Regions from separate parts of the Mus musculus genome. Here region 1 is linked to region 2. The links are chromatin contacts, found by Hi-C or POLR2A ChIA-PET in ENCODE. All regions are on one chromosome and are shown on one strand. The core of a region is the stretch at or near the end of the contact, and the rest is flanking DNA. Distances in the headings are between cores, read along the strand shown.

Region 1 (6,996 bases), core at 3,892-6,391, 33 kb after region 2:
GGGACCATTGTCTACTGCAACTTTGTCTCCTTTTGTCGCAGCAACAATACTCCGTGTTCAGTTTCTCCCCATTCTCTGCTTTGCTTGTTTGTTTGTTCTGTTTTTCTCTTTTAAACTGTAGCTGCCCTTTGTGCCCTGTGTGAAGTGTGATAGCTTGTGGTTTTGGGTTGAGATTTTGTAATGACTAATGACATTGACATTTTCTGTTTCTTTGAGGAAGTATTTGTTTAGGTCCTTGGGTCTCTCTCTCTCTCTCTCTCTCTCTCTCTCTCTCTCTCTCTCTCTCTGTCTCTGTCTTTCTGTCTGTCTGTCTGTCTGTCTCTGGCTTCCTTTGTTGAGTTGCAAAACTGTTTACAATTGAACTCTAGGGCTAGGAGTGTAGCGCTGTGATAGAACACTGCTAAGTTTGTGCAAGGCCCTGGCTTCTATCCACAGTACCAAACAAGCACATATACTAAGCTTCTGCCAGGCATGTGACTTGACAGTCACTGCTCTCCTGCTGTGGGTAGCCTTCCTATGTAGCCTTTGTACTGTGTGAGGTTGTTGTTCCCAGACACCAGTGCCGTTGGCTCTTCTTCACTTACCACTGCTTTCTGTGCGTTGGGGGCAGGGCGAGGCTGAGGTTGAATGCCCAGAGTGGGGGCAGCTATGCGGACATACCCTGTGTGTATGGGGGACAATTGTTCTGAGTTTCAAAGATTATAGGGCTTCTTGGGATTGTGACAACTAGGTCCTTCTTTGTCACCAGAGCCGTTTGTCTGACTATTCCTGCCTCAGTCTGTTGACATCAGGGAAGGGAGGAGAGGAGAGACAGGGGAGGGGAGGGGAGATAATTGTCTGACTATTCTTGCCTCTGTCTGCTGACAGCAGGGAAGTGGGGATAGGGACAGGAAGGGAGGGGGAGGGAAGGGAAGGAGGAATTTTATTGGCCCTTAATGAGAGCATGGCCTCCCCCTCTCTGCAGATGAAGCATGTCGCTGGTACAGTGTGACTGAGTAGCTACCCCTGTGTCTTCACCAAGGTTACACATGCATGCTGTCTCTTGCTGTACAGGAGTTTGGCATTACACTGTGTCCTCTCTGTGCTCAGAAGTCTCCCAGGAAGTGTCCAAGATAGCCTAGAGTACCCACAGGATGCCTGAGAAGCCAGACTGCCTTGTGTTCCATGAAAAAAACCTGGCTTTGGCTGGAGCAGTCCTCAGGGCCCCTTAAACCTGAGCAGTATGTGACTGACATCTAATTCCATAAGAGAGCATTCTAGTTGTGGCGCTGGGACATTTTGTCATTTGCCAGTAAATATTTAAATAGTTTTCCCTTCTTGTCAGAGGCTTATGATCAAATAGAAGCCATCCATTTAACATTGGTTCTAGATTTTTCTTTTCTTTCCCTTTTTTTTTTGTTTTTTGTTGTTGTTGTTGTTTTTTGTTGTTGTTGTTGTTGTCATTGTTTTTGTTTTGTTTTGTTTTTGTATCAGCTGAATTGAGGCCAGGTTCTGATGATTAGAAGACGGGAAAAGGTTTTGCTAAATCTTCTCGACACATCCAGTCCAGGACTCCTTCAGCTAATGGTGTGGAAAGGAGAAAGAGGAGAAAAGAGTTCCCCAAAATTAGAGGGTGAATGACCTCCAAGTGAAGCAGGCTTGTCACAGGAGGAAGCCCTTGTCCCCAGGTCAGGACTGGTGGTCCTGGCACTGTTTGCAATGAGCTGGTTGTTGGTAGAGAGTAGTCAGGTGGATGAGAAGCTGGCCCAGGGCTGGCCTTTGGTACCATTTTTATGGCTTGGCATTTGTCGGCAATGAGGGCAGGCCAGACAGGGATCAGCCACAGGCAAGTGGGATCTGTAGCCTGTGTGCACGGAGTCTTGCACAGGCTTCCGATATTGGGACCTTTAGCTCCCAACACTCTGGAGATAGAGGCAGGCGAACCTTGTGCCTTCTAATTTTGAGTTTGAGGCCAGCCTGGACTACATAATTCCAGGACAGCTAGGGCTACACAGAGAAATGCTGTCCCAGGGAAGGGGGGCGGGGGGGATGATGACAAATTTTTAATCAAAGGGAATGCTTACAATATAAACTACTATATAATTATATATGCATATATGTATATATACATTATATATTATATACTATATATGCACATATATGTATATTATATACTATATATGTGCACATGTAGGTATATATGTTTTATATACTATATGTATATATACATGTTATACCTTATATACTATATATGTGTGCATATATGTGTACATGCATTATGTATTATATGTATATATACATTTTATATATTATATACTATATGCATACATGTGTATGCATTATATGTTATATGTATATATGCATTTGTATATTTATACTATACATGTATATGTGTATATATAGTACATATAGTATACAATAGAATATGTAATACATATGTACACACACTATAAAATATACTATTAACAGTGCTTTGACAATGCTCTGTACTGCCTTGGGGAGGTAAGGGCTTCTAATTTGTCTTAGTCTCAGTGCCTCGTGGCTGGTTCCCCAAATGCAGTGTCTCCCAGATCGGCTCCTTGACTCAAAATCAACACTGCACATGGAGGAGGAGCTCTTGCTACATCTCTGTGACATCTTGTCTGAGATCTGTGGTTCCTCCAGAGATGGCTGTCAGGTCAGGGAGGGCTCTAGTGACCTCATAGCCCAGGAAGGTTGCCTAGGTTGACATACACCTAGGAACTTCAGTAAATTAGAAGTAAGGTCCACAAGACGCTGGGGAAATGGAGATTTTGATAATGAGTCTGATGTAGATGTCCCTAAACTATGGCTTCAGGGATCCCATTAGACAATTTGAATGCAGTCCCTGTCTGTACCTGTCCCTTGTCCTAAGGGGGAAGAAGAGCGAGTTGGGGAGAAGTGTTATGTATAAGTAGTTTAGATTGCTTACCAGGAAATGGCTTTAACTTTTGAATTAATGGCATAGGGTTAGAGATCTTCAAAAAAAATCTCTTTGTAATAAACAGACATATACCATAAATGGACACCATAGAGAGGCCATGGGAAACTGGTGCTTTTATCTGTCTAGCAATGTGGTCATTTAAATGAATTTTGCATCAGATTTTAATTCTAGGAATTTATCACACAGAAATGGAATCTATAGAGGTCTATTTAATTACTGCTTTTTTGGTAACAGCAGAAGATAGAAAATAACCAAAGTGCCCTTTACTGGAGAAGGTTAAGCCTCAGACCCCTCACGGGCTCTCTGCTGCAAGTGCTTACAGAGATGCGAGCCACTTGGTGCTTTTAAAGAGCCCTGTAATGGAACATTGTATGCAGGAGTATAAAAGGAAGCCAGTGTAAAACTGGAATTCAAACAGTGTGAAGCTAGCAAACGGGAGCCCCAAGCCAGGACCTGTGGGTGGTGGGGGTCCCAGTCTCCACCCTGGATGCGGTAGACGCTGGGGAAACAACTCAGAAAGGGGGTGGGCAGTGACGAAGTCGGGTGGATGGATGGCAGTGGCTGGCCAGAAATGTAGTGAGTGACTCGGACCACACCCCAGAGTGACACTTGGGTTTAAAAAAATGTCAATACTTTTTGTGTACAGGTGTTTTTGCCTGCACGTGTATCTGTGCATTGCGTGCACTCCTGCTGCCCTTAGAGGCCAGAAGAGGCTGTCAGAGCCTGTGGAGCACAGTCAGTTGTGTAAGTGGCCTTGTGTGTGCTGAGAATCGAACCTGGGTCTTTTGGAAGAGCAGCCGGTGCTATTAACCAACGAGCCATCTCTCTAGCCCACATGTTTGTGATTTACCATGGATTCCAGGGACCCCTGACCCAGAGTAGAGCATGACACCTGGTTCTCAGAAGACAGACGGATGGATGAAGCTGATGTTGTAGATGGGGATCAAGATATGTAATAGTTGACTTTGAAAGAAAGCAGGGACTCAGTTTGAGCAAAGTGCCCACTCTGACAGTGAAGATGGCAGCTGGCTTCCTTCTCTCTCTCAGCAGGGAGCCAGCAGACAGCTTGGAGGAGATTTGCTCAGAAATGGCAGGGAGGCTGGGCTGTTGAAGAGGCAGGAGTTGGCTCCGTTGGTTGAGGGTGCAGGTTGTGGCTGCACTTGGTTTAATCTTGGACCCCACTGAGTGTTTCCTTCCCCTCATTCTGGTGCAATGAAAGCATGGATGCTGCTCCAACTCCAACACCCATCACCATCACTGTCACCGTCACCATGGTCCATTCACAGTAGGATATCACCCAGAGAAGCCGCTCCCAGTCAGGAGCCACTAAAATGTAAATGAACCCTGAGAAGAAATGTCACCACATGGTGTAGGGTTCCGGGCTGGAGGGACAGAAGGGGAAGGGACAGCAGGACTGGCCTCCTCCAGGGGACAAGAATGTTCTCACATTGGCTTTGGTGACACTTGCGTAACTCTGCTGCTCTCCTGGGAACTAGTCAGTTGTGTGCTGTGCAGTGTTGAAATGTTGTCTCAGTAGAGCTGTTAAAATTTAAAAAACAAAACAAAACAAAACAAAACAAAACAAAACAAAAAACCAAACACCCAAGACAAGAGATATACAAAATGTGTCCCTCACACCTCACCTCAGAGAACAGTTAGCTGCTGCAGCCTGCCGTGCTGGGGAGCCTTAGAATTGGCTGGCATCCTGCCCCCCCCCCCAATTCTGCTTTCTCTCAAGCAGGCAGGTGTTTCTCTATTGGTCCCTGCACAAGGAGACAAGGAGAGAGTTCTCCTTTCACTTGGCACTTGCCCTTGGTCTGCATTATTCTGACACCTCCTGTCACCTCCCTGCCCTCAGGTCATTTTTGAAGGGGCCACAGGCTTCCCCAGGAAAGCAGGTTTTATTCAGATGGCCTTCCTGGGCACACCTCCCAGGGGCTTTTGGGAGCTTCTGGAGAGAGAGAGAGAGAGAGAGAGCGCTGGCCTTAGCCTCCCCACACCATTCCTTTTTTAGCCTCGCCATCCTCCAGCCCCCTCTGTTTCCTTTTATTTCCTTCCTTCACAGCTACCCGGAGCTTCCCACCCCACTGGCTTAGTGACAACTCTCTAGAAATGGCTGTGCCGTGAGTGACTAAGACCAAAGTGTAATTGCAACAGGAGCCTGGGAGACAGGAAGGGCCTGCATTCCAGGTCTGACTGCCCCTGGCTGCGAGAGCTGCAGCTTCCCAGCCTTTGAGTGACAGTCCCTGGTGATGTCCGGGCCTCCTTCCTGCTTTGCTTTTTATTCGCTGATTTAAGGAGCAGTGTAACAGCACAGAGACTCAGATGGGTTAGGAACCCACAGATACAGAGTCACTTAGCCTCCTGTTCCTGAACTCTGGAGTGTCTGGCTATAGGGACTCCCTTCCTTCAAGGGGTTAAGCTCTGAGAGGGAAGGAGCAGTTTAGGGTGACTCAAGAGAATGACCTTAGAGGTGGCATGGGTTGAGGGCTGTGAGAGGAGCCACTTAGCTGGGCTGGGCCCGAGGGTGGAGGCGGTAGCTGGAGCTCAGCGTGGCTGGACACCGTGGGTACCCACATGGGCTTTGGATAGCAAGGCATCACACGACTCAGCAGCAGCAGATGCTTTGCAGCCCTGTCCTAGGTATGCCCTGTGTGTCCATAGCAGTGTGACACTTCCTAAGTGTAGCACAATGATAGTGACACCTAATCTTAAATACTATTTAAAATGTACCCGGATCTACTTTGGGGGTTTTATTCAGCTAGAGGTCAGCAACCCAGGAGCTCAGATTGGCTTGCTCATTCTCGGTATATAATGCAGGTCCCTAGTGCCCAGTGAGCTGATCACAGCCTTACCCAGAGAACATCATCAAAGACCCGCTGTGGCTGCACCTTTCGGACTGTGTTGGAAGCCAATGACACCTGGGACCTAACTACTGTGTACTGTGGCTGGTGGGGGTGGGGATGGCTGGTGGGTGCTGGCGGGGGTATGGATGGCTGGTGGTGGTCATGCTGGTGACTGGTGGGGACTGGGGGGTGGCTGGTGGTAGTGGCTGGTGCGGGGTGGGAATGGCTGGTGGTGGCCTGTGGGTGTCTGGTAGGGGATGAGGTGGCTGGTGGGAGGGTGGAGATGGCTGGTGGTTGTCATGGTGGTGACTGGTGAGGGCTGGGGGGATGGCTGGTGGGGGATAGCTGGTGGGAGATGGCTGTTAGCGGGTAGGGTGGATGGTGGGGATGGAGATGGCTGGTGGTGGTCATGGTGGTGACTGGTAGGTGTTTGGAGGTGTGGCTGTTGGGAGTCAGTGGGTGGATGGTGGGGGTGGGGATGGCTGGTGGGGGTGCTAAGCAGAGGTGTAATGAGACCAGAATCCAATGAAAGCCTGTAGGTGTTTATGTTCCTTCATTTTTATTCAGCAAATGCAGGAGTTGGGAGGGAGCAGAGTCATCGTGACAACAGTCATGGGTCCAGGGTCAGGACAGGCTCCCCCATCGTTCCAGTTTGAGCCTATAGAGCTGAATGAGCAGGTCCCATCTGTGGCTGCTGTGGTGTAGATGGCCCCTGAGGGCTAGACAGGATGTGATATACGGCTATTGTGTTGACATGTGCAGACAGCTGGAGAGAGCCCTGTCCCGGCATCTCTACCTGGGGCTGTAGTTTAGGGCAGCTGTGAATATGAGCAATACCTCCACATATCTGGGGGCCTGAAGGTTGGCAGCTGACGGTGTGTTACTGGAGAAGCCGGTATTCTAATCCTCTGGGAAGTTGGTGGCAGAACAAGGCATTGACCCTTCAGGGGTGGTCTATCCTTCACTAAAGGGCAGCTTTGAAAGAGGCTCCTGTGCGTTCAGTACAGTGACTGGTTAACGGTGGAGCTGCCCCGTCGTCCTCCATCATAAATCAGACAGAAGATAGTGGAGCAGCGTGCCTGCGTTCTGTGGGTCCCCGTGTCTGCTTCCACAGTGGCCCACGTAATTCTTACCCCATTGGTCTTTGTTGTGTAGCTCCCGCCTCAGTTCCCAGGCAGGTCCTGGCACACATTAAGACGTGCACACAGG
Region 2 (7,351 bases), core at 1,948-4,447:
AGCTGGGCTTGCCTGGCACCCCTGGAGGGTATCATCGACTTCTGCTTGTGATGGCCGATAGCCTTATGGCTGCATGGCTCTACTAGGGCTGAGCTAGACTGACTGGCTGTTTGGTGAGCATCATTCCTCTTTCCTATGGCAGTTCCCTTCAGAACCTGGAGGACCAGTCTGTGCTCCTCCAGCCAAGCTCAGCTTGGAATTTTCATCCCCAGACCATCCCGGTGTTCGCTCCCTGAGTCTCGAGGGTAGTGTGAATCAGACAGCGCGGTGGTCTGCCACGTGGGCAGATAAGCTACAGGGCTCTCTACCTAGAACTTTCAGCCTGCTAGAGATGGGTCACAGAAGTGACTCCAGTTTCACAATAAACCTGCTGGCCTCAGGCCCTTCTTCACAGAGGAGGGTGGGAAGTGAACATTGTCCATCTTTGTTTATGAGGGATTTCCTGAGGGCTTTGGACTCCTGGACGCTTCAGCAAGTAGCTGTCACAAGTCTGTCAACTTGCTTCTGGGCGCTTCTAAGCCTCAGCAAAGTCTGCTTCTCTCTCCCTGCCTGACAACCTTTTGCTAACTACAGTGTCAACTCATGAATTAGGCTGAGGTAGTGCAGAAAAGGGCTGTGACAGGGTAGGGACAAGCTATTCCTGGAGGCTGCAGACAAACTACAATTCCTTCCATAGCAAGGGGCAGCTCCTGACAGCCTGGGCAGATCTGACCTGGCACCAGAGCTGCAGCAAGGAGGCTAGTGGCTTGAGTCTGTGGTGATTTATTCCCCTTCAAAATCTATCTGCCTCTTCAGGAACATATCTACTGAACCACACTGACCTCCTGTGTCTCTAGGGGCAGCAGCGGTCTCTGTCCTGGGATGTGTTATTACCATTCACCTTCTATTCTGATACCTTGACTGGCCTTCCCAACAGGGATAGCTCTTAGCCTACAGGCTCAAGGCTTGTATGGGTGTTCGGATGTCTACTAAATTTGCCTACACAAACTTCATATTCAACACAATAGTGCCTTCATGAAGCTGAGTATGAGTTAGACTACTGTGAGCCAGTCCTATGAAGGGCTCAGTTGGTTTTTTAGCTTTACAAGTCTGCATTGCATTTGGAGCAAAATGACCTTGGGACTGCAAGCCCTAGCCATCCTGGAAAGATCTAAGTGAAACCCTCTGCTAATCAGCTGCCTGCCCTTGGGATGCCCTTGAGCGGTCTAGCGTGCACCTGTGTGGAGCAGGCACCTCCCGGGTGTCCTCCTCAGAATTCAGCTTCATCTTCGGTAGCAGGCCGTCAGTGTGGAAGCTGCTCACTCTGACTGATTGCCTTTGGTTTTATTAATTAATCCAGGGGAAGCCTTCTCCTGGGAGTGTCTGTCTCTCTCCTGGCTCTCCTGTCCTGGTGGCCATGATGCTACCACATCCTCTTTGATGCTGATGGTTACCAGCTTTCCTGTCAGCTCCTGGTCCCCTTTCTGCCCCTGTCCTCGCTTTTGTCAGGGCCTAGCTCTGCGGCAGCTCAGGGTTAGCTCGTCTAGTCCTTCTACGGGCATCTGTCCCTGTGGGAAGTGCCAGTCTTGGTCAGGTGGTCTGGAGTGGGTAAGAAAGAAGGCTGCACAAGCCAACAGACAAGGCAATAAGTAGCGCTCTCCAGTGGCTTCTGCTTCTGTCAGTCCTTGCATCCAGGTTCCTGCCTTGACTTGATGATGAACTCTGAGGAAAATAAACCAATTCCTCCCCAAGTCCTTTTGTTGGAGAAGGGTCTACTACAGGGTTTCTCTGTGTACTTCTGGCTGTCTTCAAACTTACTCTGCAGATCTGGCTGGTCTTGAATCCAGAGATCTGCCAGTCTCTGTCTCCTGCACTGAGATCACCACCTCTCCCCTCCCCATCTTATTTATTTATTTATTTATTTATTTATTTATGGTTTCCAAGTTGTTTTTGGTCATGGTGCTTTATCACAGTACAGCAGCCCAGCTAAAGCAGTCTTTTGGTGATTTTGTGTCCTTCCCCACCACCACCCCCATCCCTGTCCAGTCATGTGCCTCCTACCCAAGTTCTCTACCACTAAGCTGAGTTCCTGAGCCGGAGATTCAGGGTTTTAGATGTGTTAACCCAGAGCGGCTCCCTCTCTTCCCAGTCAGAGCCTGTCTATGGCACAGCAGCTTCTGGAGGGTTCCAAATCAGCTTCTCTGGAGTTCCAGCACCTTCCTGGGTGTCCTGCCTATACACTGTATTTCTGCTCTTTGGCTGCTGGTGAGAGAGCTACCGTATAGCACCAAGGGATTTTTGTGTCACACCTTTCAGTTGGTGTATCAATGACCTAGCCTCCTGACTCCTCAAGCGATGCCACTTCCGTTTTCAGTCCTACCGAAAGGCAGGCCTCCTTCAAACCCACTGCAGAGGCTATCTCTACCGCCACTCCCCACCCACCAGGGCCTCTGGGAGACACTTCTGTGACTACTATAAGGAACGAGGGACTAGAGCTCTTGGCCCTCTAGGAAAGCTGGGAGTTATGCCAGCTGCAGGAAAAACTTAGTGGAGGGATCGGGGATAGGACCTCACAGTATCGTTGTAGAGATACAACAATTCTAAAGTTGCATACCAATCAAATTGCCAGTAAGCACCAGGTTTGAAGGTTCTGGAATGCTAAATTCAAGGGCCGCGTTGAGGCTGCCCAAGCACACCACAGGGTAAGCAGGGACTGCTTGCTGGGCACAGGGTCCACTTGCCCTCACTTTGACAGCATATCACCTTCTGATTTCTCCAGAGCGATCGGCAGGTGTCACTTTTCTCAGTCGCTGAAGCTGGGGCTAGAGGAAATCTTTTCCTTTCATACCTTTTGTTTGAATATAGCTTTTTAGATTTTAAGTGCGAGTCGGTCTTACGGGACCTGGCGGTCAAAACACAGATCAATACTCACGATCTCTCTTTGTCCCAGGTCCAGAGAGACCGGACCAGCGAGGGCTGTGAAGAGGGACCGCTTCAGGGGCACTCCAAGGCAAGTCCCTTCCGATCCCGCCTTAGAGTCCGCCTCCGCCTCCTTACAGACCCGACCAATGGAATGCAGTGTTTGACAGTAGGCGGAGTCGTACTACCCCACCCCATGCAGAGCCTTAGCCAATGAAGATCGGGGCTCTGGCGAAGGAAGGCGCCCGCAGCCCCGCCCCCGAGCTCTGCCAATGGAAGGGCGCGAGGCGGTGCACCCGGTCAGAGCGCGGACCGCAGCGCGCGGGGCTCTGGGGGCATCCGCAGCTCGGCTCCGTCTGCCGGCTTCTTCCCCTGTCTTGTCCCCCTTCTGCGGCCGCGCTGCCGGGCCCTCGCGCGTTGGCGAGGTCGACAAGCAGCATGGCGGTGGAGGAAGAGGGACTGCGGGTCTTCCAGAGCGTGAGGATCAAGATTGGTGAGGACCGCGGTGGCGTGGGCAACTCCCCAGACCCCTGTTCTTGGTATCCGGCCGGGCTGGACCGGCTCCTCGTGTTTCTCCGCCTAGACTGCCCGGTTCTCCGTGGCATTGCGGGGGAGGAGGGACCTGTATCAGGGGGCGTCTGTTTGTGGGAGTGAGCGCGCGTGGTTGCCTGCGTGTGTCCGTGTGCGCAGCACCGCTCCAGATCCCAGGCGCCTGACTTTACATGCACGAGCACGCGCGGATCCGTCTGGGTGCTCCCACTTCAGGGATCGGGTCTACTGATGTCAGTCTCCTGGTGTCCTCTCCACAGTTGTGCGCAGGAACTTATTTCCCAAGGAGGGGGCGCCCCTTCACCTTTTCGGCTGCTGCAGGCTTCGAGGCCGTGCACGCGCGCGACCGTGTGTGTGTGTGTGTGTGTGTGTGTGTGTGTGTGGTGTCTGCGCGCTGCAGGCCTGGTGATGGAGCCACCAGCACCTCCCCCTCCTTTCATTGAGAACTGGCCGTGGGAGCTGTGGCCGGCAGGCCTGGCATTCAGGCTGCTCTGGGCTGGTCGGGACTTCGGCAGCAACGCTAGGAACGGGGAGTGAAGTGGAACTGGAGAGACCTGGAGAGGACTTCCTGATTTTTTTTTTTTTAACCTGGAGATTTCGTTTTTCCCAGTTGTTTTTTATCTTGTGAGTGACGTGTGAGTCTACTTCCTTACAGTGGTTTTCTGAAGTGACCGTTACACATCAAGTCATTAACACACTGGGCAGGGGCCAATTTTCTTGGAAGGAATTCTGGGTCCTAGTGCACCGTCCCTGTAGTCTTTTCCCTCTGAACTGCGCCCCACATTACTGGCCTGTTCCCATGTGAAAAGGCCCCTAGTGGGTGGCAACAGTCACAGCCTGGTGTCAGTTGTTGATGACATTCGATGCTGTCTGAAGAATGCCAGCTACTCGCAATCAGCGTGTTGCTTCCTGTCCGCTTTATTTTGCTTTTGAATCATCGCCCGAGACAGTTTGATCTTTGGTTCAGAAGCGCTGCGGAGAGCATGTGGTGTTTGGGCTGGAGCAGAGGGCACGGGAGGGATTTCTCTTGCTCTTATGCCTGGAATTGCTGTCAGTTTCCATCTGAGGAAAGGGGCTGCTTTCTGTCCTCTGTGGGCAAAGACTACTTGTGTGAGGGTGGCCAGCTTCAGTTTCCTTCAGCCAGATCCTCTGACCAAGTGAGTCCACCAGGCTCCAGGGGTGCTGTGCCCTTTTGCTCAAGGATCTGGGGAGGTTGCTGTGGAATACTGCTGGGGCAGAATCAGGTCAGTTGGTGAGAAGGGTCCAAGACTTTCTTTCCCTTTCAGTACAGTGTGCTTGCTTCAATCCTAGCATCGGCTACTGTGCACACAGGGAAAGGTTTTAGTTCCATTCAAACAAAGAGGATTTCTTTTCCAGAATGACATAGTAAATAAGACAGGAGGGAAGGAAAGACTTCAGTCTGTCTGCCGGAATCGGGTCTTCACTAGGGGAGCAGCAGAGGGGACAAGTCAGAAGGTCCCTCCTCCGTTGCTAGACGTTGAATAAGGGTATGATTGGAGCCTTCATTGCCTCTGACTGCATAGGGGGATGGTGGCAGTGAGTGAGGTTGGGTAGAGGCGTCTCTGCCTTATCTTTCCTCATCATTTTTTTTCTCAAGAGTATTTACCTGCAGGGCTGCTCAAGAGGGGTGGCCCTGTGCTCTCCGGATGGCGTATGCAGGGAACATAGTAGCTCTGCAGATAGATCCTGCCCTCTCTGGATGGAGTATGCAGGGAACATAGCTCTGCAGATAGATCCTGCCTTCTGTGTCTGAGCACAGATGTGTGTTGGGTTCGCCTTTTGGAATGCAGAAAACATCGGTAGCAACTGGATTGGGTTTGATGTTTCTTGGCTGCCCTGCTTGTTTGATATCACTGGGGTCCCCAGGGAAATCTTATCAGAAGAACAGGACTCCTAGCCAGGTGGGTTAGGTAGCTGGGCTTCCGGTGTGCTTTATAAAAAGCCTAGCAACAGAGGAGGGACCTCTTGGGTTTTCCTTTGCATTTCTGGTTTGTGGTCATATCACTCAATGATTTACATCTGCCCGAAGTGTCACTAGTCGTGACACTAGTTGACTTGAGGGCAGAAGTATTCACCCTTTCTGACCCTGATTTTCCTTCTCAGTTTTTGTCTCTGTCTGTCTGTCTGTCTGTCTCTCTCTCTCTCACACACACACACACACACACACATCACCAGAGTCACTCCTTTGAGCCTTGTCTCCAGGCATGATGGCTTCCAGCAAGCCTTCTGGTGACTTCCAGGCTGACCTAGATGAACCTCTTTCTTGTCACATCCATTTCCCCATCTGAATAAAGCAAGAGTCCAAAGGGGTGGCTGCATCCGGAGGGAATACACAAGACTGTCATCTGTCCTAGTCATCACTCTTCCCCCACCCAGAGAAGTTCCCAAGAAGGAAAGAGAGACAATTGCCCCTAAAAGCTTACATACAGATAAACACCATTACCACGGCTGTGGCTACGAACGCAGGGAAGGGGCCGATGTTATGAGGTCTGCCCTCTACTTGTTGGTTTTAGAACGGAAGATAGTACTTGGTTTCACCAGAAATGAATCTCTCTGTTCTCCTTCCTCTTTCTCATTCCGTCTACATTTTGCTCATTACAGCAGACAAAGCCACATAAAAGCATCTTAGTAAGAATACTACTAGAGCAGCTCCAGTCTTGTCTTGAGGGATCTGTTGCTTCTCCCTTTGAAAGTTGCCTGGTTATTTAGATGTGCTCTTCCATGCACTTAGAATCGTTAAGCATCTTTGGTAACAATTACTGCTTTGTTACAACCATCTTCGGCCATCACATGGGACTGACCCACGCTTCCTTGAGGCTGCTGTATTGAGGAAGTGTGTAGCCCAACTCTCTAGAGCCAGTGCTGGCCTGTGATTGGGCGAATAGCTGTGGCCAGAGCTCATCTGCCCAGCAATGCTATTTTGGGCCTGATGTTCCCTAGGGTTGCAATATAGCTTTACTTCCCAGTCGTGTTTTCCTTTCTCACAGTATTTATTATTTGTTTTTTAAAAAGTGCTCCCTTGATAAAAATGTTTAGCGCAAGAGCTAATTATCATCTGCCAAGTAATAAATAAAAATTTAAAATTCCGGCTTTGTATTCCCAGGCCAGAAATGCTCTCTTGTGCTGTCACAAACGGCCTTGCTCAGTTTCTTTCCGTCAAGGTCTCTACTGAGCTCCCTAAGCCCCCAGGAAGCCAGGCTCTGCATTCTGCTCTCCCCTGGACCCTTGGGTGACTCCGATCTTTCTGCCTGAATAGCCTAGCAGCCATTCTGCATCCTCACCGAGGCTCCATGTTCTGGCTCTAAAGTGTGGCTGTGGAGAAGTACAGGGGCAAGCAGGGCATAAAAATGGTAGCTCCTCTCACTGAGCAGGGTTGGGTTGCTGTGGACCAGGGCTAGTTTCCTGCCTACAGTGCTCTCTGCCGGTGCTCTTTCTTGGTGTTCTCCCTAGGTGTTCTTCCCTGGTGCTCTCGCTCAGTACTCTCCCTCAGTGCTGTCTGTCAGTGCTCTCCCTCAGTACCCTCCCTCAGTTCTGTCTATCAGTGCTCTCCCTCAGTGCTGTCTGTCAGTGTTCTCCCTCAGTGCTCTCCCTTAGTACCCTCTCTTAGTGCTGTCTGTCAGTGCTGTCTGTCAGTTCTCCCCCTCAGTGCTCTCCCTCAGTGCTGTGGTGCTGTCTGTCAGTGCTATCAGTCAGTGCTCTCCCTCAGTGCTTTCCCTGAGAGCTTCCCTTGCCTTTCTACTGACAACAGAATCTCACCAGAAGCAGGAGGAGCCAGTGAAATGAGGCTGTACAGAAGTGAAAGATGGCAACAACAGGGGCATGCCCTGCTGGTCAGCCGTGAGGAGGCAGCAGGTGCCAAAGCCCCAGATTAAGGGCTGGAAGC

Evidence for each region. A loop is a pair of places that touch in the nucleus more often than their neighbours do. ChIA-PET counts read pairs that join two places held with the same protein, here RNA polymerase II (POLR2A).
Region 1: a map of heart shows a loop between it and region 2 (1.8-fold over the local background). The contact joins the enhancer-like site here to the promoter of Rasa3 in region 2. A Hi-C loop is called at or near these places in 7 of 37 maps with a recorded cell type or tissue (gastrocnemius, heart and left cerebral cortex). POLR2A ChIA-PET finds 5 or more read pairs at or near these places in 2 of 5 experiments (Patski and embryonic stem cell).

Annotation. Positions count from the first base shown.
Region 1 is chr8:13,642,501-13,649,496 of GRCm38, reverse strand. All of the region lies in intron 1 of Rasa3 (RAS p21 protein activator 3), which reads left to right. Among named protein-coding and RNA genes, the nearest start is that of Rasa3, 32 kb to the left of the region's middle. Within about 2 kb of position 5,141, at least 1 of the 3 ENCODE cell types and tissues checked has a DNase peak (open chromatin) inside an H3K27ac peak, as active enhancers do; it is heart, where a contact is called at or near this core.
Region 2 is chr8:13,673,433-13,680,783 of GRCm38, reverse strand. Rasa3 (RAS p21 protein activator 3) reads left to right here and starts at 3,197. Exons shown (of 24, transcript NM_009025.2): 1 at 3,197-3,391. The coding sequence starts at 3,337.